Linked DNA regions of Homo sapiens: region 2 is linked to region 1. Evidence: chromatin loops called from intact Hi-C (ENCODE). Cell type or tissue: PC-3. All regions are shown on one strand. Each heading gives the region's core, and the rest is flanking DNA. Links, peaks and the distances in the headings are about the cores only. Region 1 has its middle 8.6 kb from the start of NFIL3. Region 2 has its middle 78 kb from the start of MIR3910-1.

Region 1 (8,342 bases), core at 77-8,076:
CCAGGCTGGAGTGCAGTGGCGCCATCTCGACTCACTGCAAGCTCCGCCACCCGGATTCACGCCATTCTCCTGCCTCAGCCTCCGGAGTAGCTGAAACTAAAGGTGCCCGCCACCACGCCCGGCTAATTTTTTGTATTTTTAGTAGAGACGAGGTTTCACCGTGTTAGCCGGGATGGTCTCTATCACCTGACCTCGCGATCCGCCCGCCTTCGGCCTCCCAAAGTGCTGGGATTACAGGCGTGAGCCACCGCGCCCGGCCCCACCTTCAAATCTTAATCAGAAAATGGTAATGTGAAGAAATGGAGATCATGCAGGCTCTTTCCCTGGGGCAGTGCCTGTGAAGGTGGCTGTATCCTGTTTGCAGGAGCTTTCTTTCTGGTAGCAGCATTGGAGGAGTGTGCCATGCAGATGCAGTTTCTCTGTCCTACAGCAGAGACAGCAGTGCCTGCGGGAGATCAATTCTGCAGTTTGATTTGGGGCATAGCTTCCGGCTTTTTAGCCTTCAAACCTGACTTGCCACAGATTCTGTGAGTTGCCTGGAGTTTTTTGGGTTTTTTTGTTTAGTAAATTACTGTTCTGCTCATATTAGCCAAAATCGGTCTGTGTTGCTTGCAACAAAGTACCCTGAATGCTGTAAAAAATTGCTCCCAGATTCTCAGCAAGTTGAGTGAACTATGGGATGTACAAGATGTAACTGAAGGAAGTAAAAATCCAGCTAGTATTAAAGGGAAGAGTTCTGATAGTACCTGGCATGCATAGATGAAATGTTAATTAGATTATAAGCTGTAGGCACATGGAATAAACTGTTCACTGAAAGTCTCAGTAAGGGACCCTGGTTGACCACTGTCACAGAATAGAATGGTAGTCATGAAGACCATGTGGCAAAATCATAGTCCTCACTTCACCAAGGCAGACCTTTCTTCCTACACTCCTCAGTTTCAGGCGCAGGCAGATGTCTCTAAAACTGATTCAGTGCCAAACGGAGCCATCATCCAGCCTCTAGAGGCAGGTGGACTCGGTCAGGCTTCATGAGGACCATGATGAAATGGCACTCAAGTTCCATTTCAACCTCCTTTGAGTGGCCTTTTATGTACCATAGAATTTGAATTCCACATTTACTAGTCTCTCTTGCAACTGGTATTCTGGATGCAAATTAAGATAAAATTTGATGGTGAAAGAGAGGTGAGGCACACTTCCTGTTGAGTTAGCAATTGCTGCAGGCAGGCAAGGTCATAGAGATGTTGGAGTTTTCTGACCAGCAGCTCCAGGGGCCTGATGATTGTATTATTGTATAAGTCAGTTGCAGCAAGCGTTTTTATCACAATTCTCACAACTCTGGGTTCTGATCATTTAGAGGACTGAATATCCAAGGAGGGTGATGCTTCCACTACTTGACATAGCAAATACTTGCTATGCCTAGTGGGGGCAGTGGAGAGAGAGAGAAAGAAAGAGAAAACACACAATTCAGTTATTAGGTACTTTGGGGGAATGCAAAAGAAAACCAGGGAAAGCACAGGGGTGCCTGGAATCATAGAAGACGGCTCATACGGATACTGTTATGTCACCTACAGGCAGCCTTGCCATGGTCCTTGGGCATGTTCATGCTGACCTCCACATTCCCTAGGAAACCCTTTAGAGAAGTGTTTGGCAAACTACAGGCCTATGGCCCAAATCTAAACTGCCACCTATTCTTAATTTTTTTTTTAATTGCGATAGCTTTAAGAGTACAAGCGATTTTTGGTTGTACATGGATGAATTGTATAGTGGTGAAGTCTAGGTGCACTTGATTTTTTTCGAAAATTATTCGTATCCTTTTACTATTTTCCTATTGGATGTTGATTTTCTTGTAAATTTATAAGAGTGCTTAACATATTAAGAATGTTAAACCTTTTTCTAGAATAAAAATGTGAACTATTTTCTCAAATTTTTTGTCTTTTAATTTTAAGGTGTCTTTTATCAAACAAAAGCTGCTTCACGGTTAATTAAATATATTTATCTTTTCTTTTGTAACTTCTGGGTTTCATGTAGACCTGTTCTCCCATATTTTGGTTTTGTACTTTTATGTGTAATTTAACACTTAAATCTTTAATATTACGGGAATATTTTTATGCTTGGAATGAGATGAAGGTCTAGCCAATGATTCCAACATGATGTATTTTCCCTTGGTTAGTAGACACTTAGCATCCATTTTTTTCTACTCCCATGCAATCTGATATCTACTTGGGGAGGCTTGAAAGCTGAAGAAACATGTCTTAGACTTCATGAAGCTGAGGTTCTGGAAGCATATTATGTTCCATTGTTTAGAAGCACTCATGAGAGCCTGTGTTGTGCAGACTGGTCTCAATCTCCTGGTCTCCAGTGATCCTCATGCCTCAGCCTCCCAAAGTGCTTCTATTATACGCATGAGTCACTGTGTCTGGCCTGAGAATCAACTTTTTAAGTTTCTCAAAATATCCATTAGAATTTTGATTAAGAGAGATTATACTCATTGGTTAATTTGGGGGTAATCATCATCTTTATAATACTCTTAATCAGAAATATATTCAATTTTTTTACTTGTTTGGCTTCTGTTAGTCATTATTCAATGTTTAATAGTTTTCTTTATGTAGACTAGCTTGTACCTTTTTGTTAGATGTAGTATTAATTATTTGATAGTTTTTCTTATTGTGAATAAGACACTTTTCCCAAGTATATTTTAAATATATTTAAATATAATATTTTTCAACTAAAATACTAAGAGCTAACATTTATTAAACACTGCCTAGGCACCAGATATGTTATTTATGTTATGCTTCACATGTTATTCAGTCACAAATGAAAATATTGTTCACAAAATACTCATCTAACAATGACTTAAACAAATCGAGGTTTGTGTTTCTCATGTTCAAGAAGCCCAGGAGTAGGTAAACAGGTGCTGATATTGACGCTTCCCTCATGGTCAAATGGGTGCTATAGTTCTAGCATCATGTCCATTTTTAAGGCAGGAGAAAAGGAAAATAGGGGCACCTGCAACTTCTTATTATGCCCGTTTGGCCAGAATGATGTCAGTTAGCCACCCCTGCCATCAAGGAAGTCTGAAAGTATTTGATACTTGCAAATCCCAGAGTAAATAAAGACTGGATGAATAAGCTTGTAAGTAGATCTTGTGTGAGTCAAACTGCAGCAATGCTCATTCATAATATCCTCACCATAACCTTCAGAGGGCAGCATGACTACAATCCCAAGTGTGCAGAGGAGGAAACTGAAACATAATGAGTCTCAGCAATTTGCCGATAGTCACAGCAATAAATGTAGAATGTGTGCTTTTAGCCATTCTATTACAAATGATTCCCATATGCAGGAAAATTTTGTTTTTAAATATTAACATCTTGTCCAGCTACATTACTGAATTCTTCTATTTTTGCATAAGCTTTAGTTTTGCTACATAAGTAAATGAACATATGGAATTATAACTTCCTTGTAATACTGATAATTCTTTTTTTTCCTGTCTCATTGCAATGGCTAAGACCTTCAAAATGATGTCAAATAATAATGAGTTTCCTGTTTATTTTCCTACTTAAATAGGAAGGACTTTATTGTTTCACCATTAAATGATTAAATTTACACTGAAAAAGAATGCTTTTCAGATATTCAGTAGTAAAGATAAATATTTTTCAGTAACAAGAAAGTTTTCTTTCCTAGTCTGCAGTTCAAAATGTTTTCCTTTTATCACATCAAAATAGCTATACTTCTGACTACTCTCCAGCTACTTTAGCAATATATATCATACTCCAAAAGAGTACTAGAAAAGACCTCCCTAAGACCTTCTCACACTAATGCTTTACAAATCAACCTCCCATTTCTTTTCAGCTCTGCCTTTGCACAGCAGAATTAAGATCTGGCAAAAAAAAACCTAAACAACTTCACTGGAATATATAGGTTCTTATGTGTCAGCAACAGTTTTCATAATACTGCAAAAGATAAGAAAATGGACAATTTCTCTGCAAGACTGAGAGTCATCTTTCTCTGCTACTTTTCGTGAGGGACATGTTTTCAGGAAACCTATTTTTGGGACTATTGCTGCACTTTGAATCTTTGACAGGTTCCGAAAGAAATTGGCTGGGCCTGAGTTTCCCAGAAACCGGAGCCTGAATCAAATCTCCTGTGCTAAGCCTTTCTTGGGAGGTACAATTCTAGAACTGCAAGAGTAGGAGGAAAAGAAGAGGAGACAGAGAAATAGGGGAAGTACATTTATAAGGACAAGGTACACTACCAGGTTGACTACAGTGCCCCAAGACAGCACAGACTGTGGCTGGGATTTGGGACATCATGCCACTAAACATTGTAGAGAGGAGGTATTTATCTACTGGTTCCATCCCATCTCCTGTCACTCATGGCTCAGAACTAACCTGACAGTGTGCCAACTACCCTACATCATGGGGTTGTGTCACCTGCCCCGGTAGCCCCTGGGAAAGACAGGTTCCTGGCCCTCTGTGCTTGTGTGAGTTCCTAAGTGATGGGAGGTGCCCATCTGTAAGTTCTGTCCATCTTACTTGCAGCAGCAGGAAAGCATTGGGAACCCAGGAAGACCCAAGTTAGCTGCTGGTGGTAGAAGAGGGAAAGGCGTCCAAGACAAAGCCTGTCCAGTAGCAAGCAAGAGAGGCTTGGGACAGGTGAGGCAAAGGGGATCCAGGAAGGAGACACACTGGGACTTGCAGAGAGGTCATTTTTACAAAGGAAAGTGGTGTTTTACTTATGCATTAGGGGGAAAGTCTTGTGTGGCCTGGGTCATTGAGCAGCACAAGTCCTGCACTGGGAACCATCCCAGACAGCCAGGAGCAGGAACAGAAGCAAAAGGAACTCTGGAGCAGCATAGCCCAAGTACAGACACTCCCTGAAGGCCAAAGTCACGTCGGCTTCCACTGTGGTTAAACTGTTCAAGTCAAATTCCACTTGCTTCTAGTCTCCAGCTGGCTTTCTCTCGTGGGATGAATACACACCCTTTGTAATAGCACAGGAGAGCATGTGCCAGTGCATCCCTAAGCTCAGGCTCTGTTCCCGTGACACCTTTCCCCTCTCCACGGAATGGTAGAAGGATGAAACATCTTAATATATGTGATGCGCCCAAGACGGTGTGTGCATGCTGTGGTGTTTGAGCAGTATTTGTTATTATTCTTACTGTGTAGAGGAACTGAAGCATATATAGCATATGTAAAGTACTATTGTGCTGTTTCTCAGATGAAGAAACTGAGGCATCAAGGTTTCACGTGACTTACCCATGGCCACCCAGCTCTAGAGTCCAGGCTTTGAACCATTTCCCTACACTAATTCTTAATGTGTGACATTTGGGGGAAAAAAAGCATTTAAAACAATGTGTTTTAAATGCTTGAATAACGTACTGCCTGAATAACGTACTGGTTGGTTTTGCTACTCCAGGTCCCCTAGGCCTGGGCCTGGTCTACATTTCCACACTGCTCTCCCATGCCGACTTTGCAAAACCTGGGTTTCCATCAAGCTCTCTGCCAGGACTTGTCACTCCCCAAGGTTCCCTTGGTCACCAACCACACTGGCTTTGCTAGGCCTGGCTTTATGTGGTACTCTTTTGAGGCATGATTCCTGCCTGTAGAATACCCATACATCTTTAAGACTTTGGTCATAATCCCAGCACTTGGGAGGCTGAGGTAGGAGGATCACTTGAGGCCAGGAGTTTGAGACTAGCCTGAGCAACATAGTGAGATCCTGCCTCTACAAAATGTTTTTTAATTAGCCTGGTGTGTTGGCATGCACCTGTAGTGCTAGCTGCTTGGGAGGCTGAGGCAGGAGGATTGCTTGAGCTCAGGAGGTCAAGGCTGCAGTGAGCTATGATCATGCCACTGCACTCCAGCCTGGGCAACAGAGCAAGACCCTGTACCAAACATTTTTTTTAATAAAAAAGAAAAACTTTGATTAAATTATACCCTCTTTCAGGAAGTACTTCTGCCTCTGCTTCAATGGAATGTGGGTCTCCTCTCCTTCAAGCCCCTCTTGGTACACAGTCTGGTCTTTCCAGTGACAGTTACCACACCGCGACAGTATTCGAGTTATGCTTTTAACCCACCATCCTCATCTTCCCATTAACCTCTAAGGGCCTGGCTTAGTTTCTGGCCCCTGCTAAGTAGTCAGTAAACATGTACCTTAAGTGAGGGAGTGAGTGAATGAGCGCCAAGTCTACAGCAGGCATGGGACATCACTCAACTGTTCAAGGGATGCCTGGCACCCAGCAGGTGCTCCATAAATGGAAGAATGAATGAATTCTAATCCCCATCCACCTCTGTTATTCTTTCTTGTAGATGTACATGCTCACTTGTTCATCTGAATTGAATAGGATCCTGGCAGCGTAACAAGATTTATTATGTATATGTAATTAATATGGACACGCACACACATACGCATGCACAGGCACAAGTATTTGGTTGATGATACTATTTTTCTGATGTATGTTGATTCTTTTTTGGGTTAATAATAATAGCTAACACTTGCTAATATATCAGGCACTTTCCTAATCAGTTAATAGGTACTAATTTTATCCTCAGAACAAGTTGAGATTGATACTATAATTATAAATGGTTGTCAAAAGGTGAAAGTGAGGCACACAGCAGACGAGAAAAGTAAGTTGCCCACAGCCACAGAGTTCCTGAGTGGCTGTGGGCAAGCTGGGATGTGGACACGGGCCTCTGTATCTGGGTCTTCAGCACTGGGCTCTACTGCCTGCAATTCCTGGTGACTGCCCGAGAGCTGGCTCTTTTATCATCCTGCCAGTATGCGGACTCACAAAATCCTCCACAGACCTACATGCACCGCCTGAGAGCAGCATCACACAGCAGCAGCTGAAAACACAATGGCACCTGAATCTTGAGCACTTCTGAAAGTTTCTCAGAAGACCAGAAATGCGGTCAAGCACCCAATTTCCGGACTTCTTAAGTGCATTTACCAAACGGAGAGCATTCACTTTAATCTCTTGCTGAAACAAACGACTCCAGAAGACAACTTTTGTCTCTGGAGTGACAAAAGTTGGTGGGCAACTCAACAAGGTAATTTTCTCTTGTCCATGTTACAATTAGGCCAAGGGAAGGTTATGAATGAGCCAGTGCTTGCCATAGCTGCTTTGCTGCAAATGCCACATTTGCAGTTTTTCTTTTCTGCAATATATGCTGGTGGCATGTTAGTCAACCCATGCTAATGAGAGAAGGAACGTGGCCAACCATCTGGTTGGCTCCCTCGGGTTTCAGATGAAGGAATGGACATTCAGAGAGGTGAAATGATCCCCTTGGTGAGTATGGGGTACAGAATGCACCAGAATTTCAGCTTCTGAGTTGCAGCTGTGTAGCTCTTTCCAGTAAACTATCCTGTGCATGACTTCACAGAAATGTTTAGATAAGCTTTACTTCGTTGATTTGAACTGGATTGCAATGTGGACCTGTCTTGTCTTATTCTTCATGAAATGATTTTTGTTAGAACATATTTCACAATTTTCTATTTCATATACTCATAGCCCTGCTAGCTGTGTTCCAGTTGCTGGCTGAGTGCTGCCACAATGCTTGCTCCATCGCCAAGATTTTGCAATGAACACGATTAGCTGCTCCCACAGTCTTGACCATTTTTAGTGTATTCTCCTTTTTCCTACCCACCTTTTTTTGTTAATGTCCCTTATTTTGGCACTCTTACTCACATATACCATTTAATCTGAATGAATAAAAATGCTTACTGAAATGTGTGCCATCTGTGGTGGCTGAATTTAAAGACATGTTTCAGTTTTTGTAATAGTGTACTTGCAACATTTTCTCTTCTTTGCAAAATCACCTCTTTCTGGTCTTTTCCTGGGTCCTTTGGAAATGCTTTCAAATGTATTCAGACCATCAGCTGATTTTGTCTGGGGAAATCATGTCGTTGGTGTAGAGATCTAATTTCTTTCTTAGCTTGAGCAAGAGCTGCTTAATAGGAAACATTTTGGCTTCCCATACTTTAAAGCCATCGCTTCTACAGGGAATGTTATGTGACCATCTTCTATTACCCAATTTCCCACAAAAGCTAGTTTTTGAAAAAGAAGGCCAAGCATGCTAATAGAACTCCTGCTAATGGAGCCACATGGCAAAGTTAGGGGACCGAGAGGCAGAGGCTGGAAGACAGTTGAAATCTTAAAAACTATAACGTCTAGGTTGTGGCTGGGATAGGTAGGTGGCAAGAGCAAAGAGAAAAGTGGATGTTTGGGGGAATGAAGGAATCCCAGGAAGTAATGATCTGAATGACTGGAGAAAGGCCAAAGGAAAAAACTAAGAATAATAGAGTAAATCAAGATAACTAAATTTAAAAAGAAAAAAGGTCAA
Region 2 (8,342 bases), core at 155-8,154, 130 kb before region 1:
TATTTCTCTTTAACATGCCTGTCTAGAAAATTATATAATGTTTTCCTATTGCTCACCTGCATCCCTCTTTTATTTTCTTTCTTTCTTTCTTTCTTTCTTTCTTTCTTTCTTTCTTTCTTTCTTTCTTTCTTTCTTTCTTTCTTTTTCTTTCCTTCCTTCCTTCCTTCCTTCCTTCCTTCCTTCCTTCCTTCCTTCCTTCCTTCCTTCCTTCCTTCCTTCCTTTTTTGACACTGAGTCTCCCTCTATTGCCCAGGCTGGAGTGCAATGACGCAATCTTGGCTCACTGTAACCTCCACCTCCTGGGTTCAGGCAATTCTCCTGCCTCAGCCTCCCAAGTAGCTGGGATTACAGGTGCGTACCACCATGATTGACTAATTTTTGTATTTTTAGTAGAGACAAGGTTACACCCTGCTGGCCAGGCTGGTCTGGAACTCCTGACATCAGGCGATCCACCTACGTCAGCCTCCCAAAGTGATGGGATTACAGGGGTGAGCCACAGCACCCATCCCACTTCTGTTTTCTTAATCTGAGTGTGCTAGTGGTGGTGCACTAGTAAATGTGTAACAGTTGGCTCTTCAGAAAATTTTTTTGTTACAGTTGCTGATTTCTATGATGTAAATACTCCCACAATAACTTAATCAAGATACAAACCTGACATCACTGAGTACAGAGTTGGGAAGAGATATTAAATATCACATCAGTATACAGTATTTCCACTACACAGATACAATGAGCATACATATTTTTAAGAGCATAAGTAGCAGTAAAATGTAGCAAACTAATTAGGCAGTGATGAGTTTTGAGTACTTATTATCATTATTGATAAAATAGTTGATTGTAATTTCAGAGTTTATTTTTAATGACTATAACAATGATGACTTTGTGAAAAATGCCTCTTAAAGTCTATGTACCCACTTGACCGTCCCTCTGGCTCTTTTCTGTACAGATTCCAATTACTTTCCCTTCATCATTGAAGTGGACATCATCAGTTTCCTGTTTCTGCTTTCTCTCTTTCCCCCCAAAACACATTTATTTTATTTTATTTTTTGAGGCATAGCCTCACTCTGTTGCCCAGGCTGGAGTGCAGTGGCACAATCTTGGCTCACTGCAACCTCCATCTCCCAGGTTCAAGCCACTCTTCTTGGCCTCAGCCTCCCGAGTAGCTGGGACTACAGACGTGTATCACCACGCCTGGCTAATTTTTGTATTTTTAGTAGAGATGGGGTTTCACCATGTTGGCCAGGATGGTCTCGAACTCCTGACGTCAGATGATCCGCCCACCACAGTTTCCCAAAGTGCTAGGATTACAAGCGTGAGCCACGGCACCCGGCTGGAACACACTTTTCAACTAAAGTTCAGCCTCTAACTTCCCTCTTCGATTCCTTAGCAAAATATGCTATTATACAGGGTTTTCTACAAATAAGCAACTCATGTAGTAGCAAATGTAGAAGCAGAAAGCCATTGTGAGGGCTCAATTAATACAATGAACTATATTGGTAGAATAAAGCCTAATAGATATAAAAAGGGTTTCACAGAAATCCAACACCCTTTCATGACAAAAACTTTTCAACAAACTAGAAATAGAGGGGAACCCAGTCCATTTATGTTCTTAAAATTATATATGTTTATTGTATCTGTGTAGTGGAAATACTATATACTGATGTGATACTGAGTATCTCTTCCCAACTCTGTATTCAGTGATGTCAGGTTTGTAGCTTGATTAAACCATGGTGGGAGTATTTACACCACAGAAATCCCCAAATGCAACAAAAAATGTTTTGAAGAACCAGTTGTTATACATTTACTAACACGCTACGAGCACATCCAGCTTCAGAAAACAGAAGAATGCTGGTGAGCAATAGGGGCAAACTTATTCAGTGTTCTAGACAGGAATGTTACAAAAAGCCTGCAGCTAACATCATATTTAAGGGTGAAGGAAGGAATGCTTTCCTTCTAAGATCAGAAACAAGATAAGGATGTCTGCTCTCACCACTTCTATGTAACAATGGACTGGAGGCAGTCAGGGGAAAAAAGAACAAAAGAAAGAAACAAGTAGAGAGAAAAAAATCCAGATTAAAAAGGAAGAAGTAAATTATCAGATGATATGACTTTATAGACACAAAATCCTAATAAAATCTACTAAAAACTATTAGAAATAAGAGATGAGTTGAGTAAGATTGCAGGATGAAAGATCAATGTACAAAAGTCAATTCTATTTTTATTCTTTTGCAATGAACAAGGATTCTAAAAATAAAATTAAGAAAACAGTTCCATTTAAAGTAGCATCAAAAAGAATAAAATATTTAGATATAAATTTATCAAAAGAAGTACAAAAATTTGTATAATGAAAACTATAAAATATTGTTAAAAGAAATTAAAGGCAATCTAAATAAATGGAAAGACATCCCATTGTTTTGGATTTGTTGCTGTTAAAATGGCAATACTCTCCAGATTGATCTATAGAGTCAACATAATTCCTAGCAAAATCCCAGGTAGCTTTTTCCAGAAATTGACAAACTAGTCTTAAAATTTATATGGAAATGCAAAGGACCTAGAATAGTAAAAATAATCTTGAAAAAAAAAGTTGGAGGAGTCATTGTTCTTGACTGTGAAACTTACCGTAAAGGTAGTGTTTGTAGTTGCATACACTACAACAGATAGTGTTGTACCGGCATAAGGATAAACATATAGGTCAAGGGAATAGAATTGAGTGTCCAGTAATAAACTCTTAGATTTATAGTCAACTGTTTTTCAACAAGGGTGCCAAGACAATTCAATAAAGAAAGAATATTCTTTTCAACAAAAGATACAGGAACAACTGGATGGCCACACACAAAAGAATGACAAGGACCCCTATGTTACATCATACACACACATTAACTAAAAATGGATCATAGACCCAAATGGAAACGTTAAAACTATAAAACTCCTGGCAGAAAATATAGGAGTAAATCTTCATGACTTTAGATTAAGCAAGGACATCTTACATACGACACCAAAAGCACAAGCAATGAAAGAAAATAAAAGATTATTGCTCTATATCAAAACCAAAAACTTTTGCACTGCAAATGATGCTATTGAGAAAGCAAAAATAGAACCCACAGAACGGGAAAAGACATCTGCAAACCATACATCTAATAAGGGACTTGTATCCAGAATATATGAAGAACTCTTACAACTCAATAATAAAAAGACAACCCAATGTTCAAAAGTACAAATGACTTCAGCAGATATTTCTCCAAAGAAATATGCAAATGACTGATAAACACATGAAAAGTTGCTCAACATTTTTAGTCCTTAGGGAAACGCAAATCAAAATAACAATGAGATACCATTTCTTACCCACTAGATGGCTACAATAAAAAAGACAGACAATAACAGTGTTAACAAGATCGGTGAATTGGAATCCTCCTCTGTTTCTGATGGGAATGCTGTAGAAAACAGTTTAGTAGATACTCAAAATGTTAAACTACATGTTCCAGTAATTCTACTTTCAGGTATTTATACCCAAGGGAATTAAAAACATACACATATACAAGAACTTGACACGAATGTTCACAGCAGCATTATTTATAACAGTGAAAAAGTGGAAACAATCCAATTCTCCATCAACTGACAAATGGATACATAACATGTAGTATATTCTTATAAGGGAACATTATTGGCATGAAAAGAAATGAAATACTTACGCATGCTACGATATGATGAACTTGAAACATTATGCTAAGTGAAAGAAGCCAGTCACACAAGCCTGCATATTTTGTGATTCTGTATATATGAGATGTCCAGGATAAGCAAGTTTACAGAGACAGAAAGTAGTTTAGGCGTTGATTAGGGCAGGGCTGGTTAGGAGGGTTATGAGGAGTGAGTGCTAATGGGTGCCTGGTCTTTGAGGGTGGAAACTGAAAATATTCTAATTAGGTTAGATTGTGATGATGGTTGCACAACCTTGACAACATATTAAAAATTATGGAGTTGTATGCTTTAATTGAATGAACTACATAATATTGAATTATATCTTAATGAGGCTGCTGAGAAGAAAACTATAGAGGTCCCAGAGTCCTGATCAGATTCTCAAGTTTGTGGATTTTGTCTAAAGCGGTTTGGCTTCCTTGCTGGATGTTTCCTGAATCCCAAAGGGCCTCCTATGCAGCTCTTTCCCACTTGAAAAGGATGGGATGGATGCTGACTTTAGAAACACTGCCTTTTCCCTTAGGATAGATCCTTTCTTAAACTTGTTGGTCCACAGGACCCAGTCAGCCTTCCAAGTGCCCTCCGCATCTCAAGTGACTTTCAGTGCCTCTGAGCCCCGCCGTGTTGGGTGACACTTGGATTCTCCAATTTTCCCCAAGCCTTTCTCCTCAACCTGGAGAGGGGCAGTATGTTTTTAGGTGACCCTGTGAGTTGCTGATCGCACAGACTAGGCAGCGTATGAATGTTTGCAAGGTGTTTTTCAGGGGACACTGCTACTGTCACATGAGAACACGTCCAGGCCAAATACATATGAGGTACAGCCAACTGCGTGCTGAAAGGTAGGAGAGCAATGCCTTGGGTGCAGCAAGACACATCAGCCCAGCGTTTATAAATGGTTTTTTGGAAACATTTATAAAGTCACCACTAAATACCCTTTTCATGTAAAACTGTAATTTCTTTTGTGTATTATTTAACCATTATTTAAGAATGTCTGCTCATGGTGAAATGTTTGTCTTTCCAATATTTAATTAAATTTCATTTCATGGTTTAAAGCATTCCTTTGCTTTATGACTTTATGACTTGTCTTTATGCAAAAACGATCAGCCTCATTTTTGTGTTCTAACTGAGTGGAACTATGCAAATGTTTTGATTAAATGATAAACTAAACAGTTTTGCCAGAAGCAGCTATTTCCACAGGAGGCTATGCTACTGAATTATCCAAGCAAAATGGAATGATGCCAGTCGCTGGCAGATGTAGGGAAACTGATAGAAGCTTCTAAATGTGTCTATTATCAAGCAATCAAAATAAATTTAAAAGAAGTAAAAACCAAAAAACAAAAACAAACAAAAAAACTAAACAAAACCTTAAGATAAAGTTGGTAGACATGGTCACACGTAGTGGTGGGCCAGTTTGCTTGGTATCTTCCACCTAAACTTTTTGGCACTCAATTTACACATTCTGAAACTTGGTTTCCAAGTTTGTTCCTTTTCATTTGGAATTCCCTTTCCTATAGAAACAGTGTTAAAGTTGGTTGTGTCTCAGGCCAGCCCATGAGAAACTTTTCAATACATAGTATAATTAAAACACTCTGCATCTGCAATGAAAAGTGTGGAAAACAAAACTGCAACAATATCAATCATTCAAATAGGAAAACAGTAAAAAAAATTTAAAAAATTATCTTATTTCTGAGGTTGGTTCTTGTGAAAATCACATGCAATTAGAAAAGAAATGAGGCCAGGGACGGTGGCTCATGCCTGTATTCCTAGCATTTTGGGAGGCCAAGGTGGATGGGTCACGTGAGGTCAGGAGTTCGAGACCAGCCTGGGCAACATGGTGAAACCCCATCTCTATTAAAAATACAAAAATTAGCCAAGCATGGTGGTGAGTGTCTGCAATTCCAGCTACCCACGAGGCTGAGGCAGGAAGATCACTGGAACCCAGGAAGCAGAGGCTGCAGTGAGCTGAGATCACACCACTGCACTCCAGCCTGGGTGACAGAGCAAGACTCTGTCAAAAAAAAAAAAAAAAAAAAGAAAAAGGAAAGCAAGAAAGCGAGAAACTAAGAAAGAAAGAAAGAAAGAAAGAAAATGAAAGGGCATTTGGAAATGTTGTGGATAGCCTGAGGCGAAGCTGCGAGCCTTTTTTTCTTGGTTCTGGTCCTGTCTTGGTTTGGGTTTCCCCCACAGCCAACCCTGAGACGAATTTGAGCGGTAATGGCAGGAAGCCCAGCGAGGACATAGGAAAGCGAGATGGGGACACAGGAAAGTTATCGAAGGACTCATTGTTGAGTGGGTTACTGTTGTGGGTAATAGAGCTCAATCCCACTGGGACCCTTTGAGCAACTGTGCAGAAAACACTTCAGCAGAGTGACAACCGGGGATGAGGAAACTGGGATATTGATTCCTGATTTTCTTTTCTTATTGGTGGAGACACTCCTGTGAGTGTTAACTGTATGGTATTTTCAGCCTGCCCTGCCCACAGATTGAGCATTTTCTGGCAGCTGGAGAAAGCTCCAAGATGCAAGGATGCCACCAGCATGAACCATCTGCAGGTGGTCACTGGCATTGTCTCAGCACTGACAGCAGACCTTAAAACACCCAAAAAATGCTAAATTAATAGGCTTTATTTTATAGAGCAGTTTTAGGTTTAAAGAAAAATTCAGCAGAAAGTACAGAGTTCCTCTAAACCCCCAGCATCCCCACCCCCCATAATTTTTCTTATTATAAACATCTTGCATTAGTGTGGTGTGTTTTTTGCTATTGATGAACCGACATTGATATATTATTATTAACTAAAGTCCATAGTGGCATTAACTTTCATTCTTGGTTTGGATTTTGACAAATGTATAATGACATGTATCTACCATGATAGTATCATTCAGAGGAGTTTCATTGCCCTAAAAGTCCTCTGTGCTTCACTTATTCATCCCTCCCTCCTTTTCCTACCAGAATTTTTACTGTCTCCATGGTTTTGCTTTTACCAGACTACCACGCAGTGGGAATCATGCAGTGTGTACCCTCTTCACATTAAATTTTTTCACTTAGCAATATGCATTTCAGTTCCCTCCATGTTTTTCTTGACTTGACAGCTCATTTCTTTTTATTTTTGGATAATAGACCATTGTATGGATGTACCACCTTTAATAGGACCGAGATGTACCACCTTTAATAGGACATATTAAAGGACATCTTGGTTGCTTCTCAGTTTGGGCAATTATGAATAAAGCATCTATAAACATTCATGTGCAAGTTTTTGTGTATAAATAAGTTTTCAACTCATTTGGGTAAATACCAAGGAACACGATTGCTGGATTGTGTGGTATGAGTATGTTTTGTTTTGTAAGAAACTGCCAAATTTTCTGCCAAAGTGGCTGAGTCATTTTACACTAACATGAACAATGAGAGAGAGTTCCTGTTGCTCCAAACCTCACCAGCATTTGATCTGGATTTCAGCTACTTTAATAAGTGCATAGCTTATTAAATAAGTGTGTAGCTTATTATTGTTGCTTGAATTTGAAATTCTCTGATGACATGTGATGTTGAGTATCTTTTTATGTACTCGTTGCCATCTATATGTCTTTTTTTTTTTTTTTTTGGACAGGATCTCGCTCTGTTGCCCATGCTGGAGTGCAGTGACACTCCTCAACTCAGGTCACTGCAACCTCTGATTTCCGGGCTCAAGTGATCCTCCCACTTCAGCCTCCTGAGTAACTGGGACTTACAAGCATGCGCCACCACAGTCAGCTAATTTTTGTATTTTTAGTAGAGACCAGGTTTCTCCATCTTGGCCAGGCTGGTCTTGAACACCTGAGCTCAAGTGATCACCTGCCTCGGCCTCCCAAAGTGCTAGGCTTACAGGCATTAGCCACTGTGCCTGGCCTATATGTCTTCTTTAGTGAGGTATCTGTTGAGGTCTTTTGCAAGTTAATTTTAAAAATTAATTTTTTAATTAACTTTTTCATTTGCTTACTTTGAGTCTTAAGAATTCTTTGTATATTTTGGATATCAGTCCTTTATCAACTATGTCTTTCCCAAATATTTTCTCCCAGTCTGTGGCCTGTCTTCTTATTCTCTTAACAGTGTTTTCCACAGAATGCAAGTTTTTCAATTTCGATAAAATTCAACGTCAGTTTTTTCATTTATGTATTGTGCTTTTGGAATGTGTCTAAAAAGTCATTGTCAAATCGAAGTTCACCTAAATTTTTTCCTATATTATCTTCCAGACATTTTATAGACTTGAATTTTCACATTTCGTTTCCTGGTCCATTTTGAGTTAATTTTTGTGAAGGTGTAAGGTCTATCCTTTTTTTGCATGTGGATGCCCAGTTGCTCCAGTACCAATTGTTGAAAAGACTATCCTCCATTAATTTGCCTTTGCTTCTTTGTCAAAAATCAGTTGACTGTATTTGTGTGGGACTCTTTCTGGGCTACTCTGTTCCATTAGTCTATTTGTCTATTCTTGTCTATTCACACTTGATTACTGTAGTCTTATGACAAGTCTTGAAGTGAGGTACTGTCAGTCTCCCTACTTTCTTCTTCTCTTTCAATATTTTTTTTTTGTCTATTTTGGGCTGTTTGTTGTATAAACTTTATATATGTATTTATTTTTTATTTTTTGAGACAGAGTCTCACTTACTTTGTCACCCAGA

Evidence for each region. A loop is a pair of places that touch in the nucleus more often than their neighbours do. Peaks named below come from ENCODE experiments on the same cell type or tissue, not always from the same donor. Only the 100,000 strongest peaks of a DNase experiment are listed, where the experiment ranks them.
Region 2: a loop joins it to region 1, with 5 times the contacts of the local background. A loop is called at or near these places in 3 of 110 quality-filtered maps.

Annotation. Positions count from the first base shown.
Region 1 is chr9:91,428,213-91,436,554 of GRCh38, reverse strand. It overlaps a transcript of NFIL3 not described here. Among named protein-coding and RNA genes, the nearest start is that of NFIL3, 8.6 kb to the right of the region's middle. In PC-3, for the core only: a CTCF peak has its summit at 3,198 (motif pointing right); a DNase peak (open chromatin) is centred at 3,154; H3K4me3 peaks cover 233 bases; H3K27ac peaks cover 904 bases.
Region 2 is chr9:91,554,062-91,562,403 of GRCh38, reverse strand. No RefSeq gene overlaps it. Among named protein-coding and RNA genes, the nearest start is that of MIR3910-1, 78 kb to the left of the region's middle. In PC-3, for the core only: a CTCF peak has its summit at 3,359 (motif pointing right); no DNase peak of the experiment used is centred there.